Regions from separate parts of the Homo sapiens genome. Here region 2 is linked to region 1. A link is a loop called in an ENCODE intact Hi-C map of the cell type or tissue named here. Cell type or tissue: heart left ventricle. All regions are shown on one strand.

What was found. Hi-C counts contacts between places; a loop is a spot of excess contacts. Peaks named below come from ENCODE experiments on the same cell type or tissue, not always from the same donor. Only the 100,000 strongest peaks of a DNase experiment are listed, where the experiment ranks them.
Region 2: it touches region 1 in a loop (2.0-fold over the local background); 4 of 110 quality-filtered maps call a loop at or near these places.

What each region holds. Positions count from the first base shown.
Region 1 is chr12:75,933,737-75,936,236 of GRCh38, forward strand. No RefSeq gene overlaps it. Among named protein-coding and RNA genes, the nearest start is that of PHLDA1-AS1, 96 kb to the right of the region's middle. In heart left ventricle, a CTCF peak has its summit at 1,047; no DNase peak of the experiment used is centred here; H3K27ac peaks cover 1,493 bases.
Region 2 is chr12:75,704,750-75,707,249 of GRCh38, forward strand. All of the region lies in intron 1 of LOC105369844 (a long non-coding RNA gene), which reads right to left. Among named protein-coding and RNA genes, the nearest start is that of KRR1, 190 kb to the left of the region's middle. In heart left ventricle, no CTCF peak of the experiment used is centred here; a DNase peak (open chromatin) is centred at 1,412; H3K27ac peaks cover 1,974 bases.

The DNA of each region.
Region 1 (2,500 bases):
AAAGGAGTGTCTAATTATTAAACAACTATTTTTCTATGTTAGTGGAAACAAATCAAACTCTCAAACAATATGAAAACTATTTGTATACCTTTGGGAATATATATAAAAAAAATATGTGATGGATTCAGCTATGAAACAATGCTTTGTCTAACTGCCTGGTTACATGGTGCCTGAATAGAGGGTGAGGATGAGGAAAGAGATGACAAATCCACAGGAAATGATGAAAGAAATTCAGCCCAGGATTTGAAAATTACAATAAGTAATCTGCAATGCAGATAATCTACATAAAGAGTAAAGACAAATCACTGAAAACAGGCTGCATGCGGTGGCTCAAGCCTGTAATCCCAGCATTTTGGGAGGCCGAGGGGGGCAGATCACCTGAGGTCAGGAGTGCAAGACCAGCTTGGCCAACATGGAGTAACCCCATCTCTATTAAAATACAAAAATTAGCCGAGCATGATGATGGGTGCCTGTAATCCCAGCTACTCAGGAGGCTGAGACAGGAGAATCACTTGAACCCAGGAGATGGTAGCTGCAGTGAGCCGAGATCACACCACTGCACTCCAGCCTGGGGGGCTGAGCAAGACTCCATCTCAAAAAAAAAAAAAAAAAAAAAAAAAAAGAAAAGAAATTACTGAAAACAGCTAACTTCAAATTCAGCAAACTAAGTCAGATTCCGCTATGGCAAAGAGTTTGCCAAAAGTTATACTTTTGACCACAGTATTAGAATAGGAAGGAAGTAATACTGAAGACAAAATTCACTAAAATATTTTGGTTTCAGTTGGAACAAAAACATTCTCCTTTAAGGAACTGGTATTGTGGAGACTTGATGATATTCTAGGAAATGAAATGAGATAATGTTTTCGAAATAGCCCCACGATAATGTCAATGAGTAATTTCAGTTCTTATCACCATATGATGTGGTTAGTGAGCAGTACTGATACGGAGGGGAAAAAAAAGGTGTCAGAATGTTAAAAAAAAAAAAAAAAAAAAAAAGCCTCCCTCTCTCAGGAAAACAGCAATCAACAGCTACTGCTGCTGGACAAAAACCTAACACTTCTCAGTCATGGGGGAAAAATGTCTGAAAATGAGTTTCACTGTTTCTCAGCAAATGTTGGCTTAAATATCTTGGCTGTGCCCATCAGAATACCTATGCCCAGCTTCATAATCATAAAGAAAACAGGATTCCAGGTCATTTGTGCTACAAGAGACTCAAAAGGTCATTTGGCCCATGTCCAAATTGACACTAACTTTTCTCTATTACACAGCACACAAACTGCAGAGTCAGATCTATGGAACCAGGTCTTTCTCCTCTTCCTTGATCTATTTCTCTTCTTCTTTTAAAAATAACATAGATTGGCCAGGCATGGTGGCTCATGCCTGTAATCCCAGCACTTTGGGAGGCCAAGGCAGGTGGATCGCCTGAGGTCAGAAGTTCGACCCCAGTCTGGCCAACATAGTGAAACCCCATCTCTACTAAAAATACAAAAATTAGCGAGGCATGGTGGTGCATGCCTGTAATCCCAGCTACCGGGGGGCTGAGGCAGGAGTATTGCTTGAACCTGGGAGGAGGAGGTTGCAGTGAGCCGAGATCGTGCCACTGCACTCCAGCCTGCGCAATAGAGTGAGACTCTGTCTCAAATAAAAAAAAAATTAAAATAAAATAAAAATAACATAGATCAGGGTAGAAATATTGCTGAAGCTCAGTTGCAAATCTACGAAAGTACAAAAAGCTACCCACCTTGGTTCCATTTTCTCACCTCCCATTTACTTCTCACATAGTGTAACTGTCTCTGGGACACTTTTTATCCCTGCCTATTTCAGAGGTTTCAAATTTTCTTCAATGGTTCCTCTTGCCCCCAGGCCAGAGGTAGGGGCTCCCTTGGCTCAGCTTCTATAGCAACCTCCTCATACCTGTGTCACAGACAGTATTTATTATCTTGTTATTGTTGTTGCTTTAGAGACAGTCTCCGTTGCCCAGGCTGGGGTGCAGTGGTGTGATCATAGCTCACTGCTGACTCTAACTTCTGAGCTCAATTGATGCTTCTGCCTCAGCCTTCCCAGTAGTTGGGACTACAGGCATGCACCACTGCACCCAGCTAATTCTTTTATTTTTTGTAGAGATGGGGTCTCACTATGTTGCCCAGGCTGGTCTCGATCTCCTGGCCTCAAGCAATCCACTCGCCTCTGCCCCCCAAAGCTCTGGGATTATAGACATGAGCCAACACACCTGGCCTACTTTGTTTTTTAACCATCCTGTAATCTTCCTATCTCTTACCACACTCACAACACTGTGACTTCTTGGAAACAGTGATTTTGTCTTATTTATCTTTGTGAATGCCATTACACCCAGCCCATAGTGAAGATCAATAACTGTTTACTGAATAAATAAATAAATGTTACAAACTTTTGATCCTCTGAATGCTGGGAAAAAGGAGACAGCCAAAGTAACATGATGACACAGGATAATATATCTAGGCTATCTAAATATTTTTCAAGC
Region 2 (2,500 bases), 230 kb before region 1:
GACTCAGATAGTTTGAATAATTAGTTCAAATTTGCCAGGCTAGCAAGATGTAGAGCCTGATTCCAACCCACGTAATCTGACTCCAGAGTGCACATTATTAACCACTGGCGAGTCAATTGACGCAATGTAGAGACCTAGGGAGGAAATGTCAGCAAAGCGTGAGTATCCTTCCTTATGGACAGTCTTAGCCAGCAAGCTAAAAGAAATGCAGCCGACGGATTTTGGCCCAAAACTGTTCAGCAATCCAATGTCTCTAAAAGATAATGAAAACAAAAATGAAGTCTACTTTTGTTAGAATGAAGAATGACTGGCCTGAAAAACTAGTGGAGATATTTTTAAGTCAATAGATTCAAAATCAAACTATCAAAGGGAGCTCTGCATGTTTTCAGGCAACGGGAGTAGAGTGAGAGGTGAGGCTTGAATTTTTAAATGGTATTCTCCTTTATTTTAGAATATTATTATTTTTGCCCCAGTTTTCATGAAGAAAAGAGATAAATGTGTACTATTTCATATTCTTACTGCTTGCATCAGACATGAATTATCGGAATTTAAATGCCTTATGTAATACACAGTGGATTAGTGTATTTTACTACTTTGATGGTGTTTTTTTAATATAAATTCAGACACATTTATTTCCTATCCCTGAGACAAAAGAGCTATTGATAGAAGCAGAACACACATGTATGCGGATGACTGTTTATACAGATATGGTATAAATCTATATTTCTATCTTATCAAAATACAGACTTCTGACAAGGTTAGAAAGAATCGGCCATATTAAAACTATTGCCATCAAACACAATGTTCCAAGACCCCTAGGATAAATAATAACAAGAATAAATATTTTTTTATAAAAATGAACCCCTTGTCTATGATTTTGGATTTTTTTTCAAGATCGTATGTATCAAAAGGATTACAAGAGGCTAATGCCATAATCAGCCATATGACCTTGGGTAAATCACTAAGATTCTTCTTATCTTAGAACAAGGGAGTTGGAGTCAAGGCTGTGACTCTGAATTCTTCAGTCTTGTATATTCCAATATGGCGTGGTTGGGGTGAGAGGTACAATTTAGAGACTTTCCATGTGTTCCTTCAAACTCCTCATTCCATTTCCCCATTCTGCATGGAGGCACCTACAACATGGTAGAGGTTGAACCAAGTGAGGCAGTTGACATCTCTAATAGTTTGCCACTAGCATAGTATCTGTGTTTTGAAAAGTCATTGGACTTTGGAGGTATGTATTCCAAAGCACCATGTAGCTGGAACTGTTTTGATAAATCTTGTAAAAAAAATCCCAATTGAGTAGCAATAGGGAAAAGCATCCAACACTTACAGGAAGCTCCAGCTGATTGGGGATAAATGAGCTCTGTACTCAGCAACAGCTGCAACAACAGAGGGCCGAGCCTCGGTAGGTGGACATGCACAGAACGAGCTGAGCTGGGGCCTGGAATTTCCCGAAATGAAATCCAAGAACTGTTTAGGTTGACCTTCTCTCTCTTAACACAGTTGACCCTTAAGAAATAAGAGATGACACATCCCAAAGCACACCAAGTTTTTACAACCGCAGCTTAAAAAAAAAAAGGAAAAGTTGGAAAATGAATGGCAGTCCTCTTGCAATTCTGGAAGAATAAACTGGTTGATTTGACTGCCTTCTGTTTGGGGAATAAGCAAAGCGATTATTTAAGAATCATATATGCTGGGGCTGCTGCGGAATGCAGAGTTTCTAGAAAACAGATTTATCTGTCAATTATAAGCAGGCTTCCTGCACTGCAGGACCTGCTTCCACATAGCAGTCAGGGTTACAGTGACATAAAACAGAACACCATGAACTGTATTTAGAAAGGCTGATGTAAAAAATGCAGTGGGGAGGAAGATTGAAATGTTTGCAGAAATATAGATAAGCAGGCACAATATAAATGAGGAAATATGTTTTCTTCCCCCAACAGCATGACAGCCTCAACAGTATTTTCCAGGGAATTGAAAAAAGAATTTTCTTAGCAGGGAAAAAATAAAAGTGGTCATCTGCTGGCTAAGTATATAAAGACACATCTTAAGAGCTTTCTCTAAAGTAGGTTTCTCACGTGAAAAATGAGGCTGTTATGAGGTACAGCCCCTCAGTTTACCCATTTCCATATAGCCTAAAATAATGGGGCTTAGTGTGATAGAAAATAGTGGCAACTAAAAATATCTGTCGCAGATAAGGTTTCTCTTCTAGCCATGGCTGTGTCAAGTTACGTGGTCTTTGCTTTGCTCTGCTGCATTCTGATAACATACACTTAAGTAATTTTGTAAAAAAGCTATGCCTCACTTTCATAAGCATAAAGGAAATAAGATCAGTCATGAGGAACATCTGGCAGGAAGTTCATGGAAAGGGAATTCACCAGAATTATTCAACTGGGAGGGGCCTTGGAAGCCATTTGTTCTAGGTTTCCATATGTTGGCCTGAGGAACTATGTACTTTGTTATGTAAAAATCACGGAAAATAGAGGTCAGAGATAAA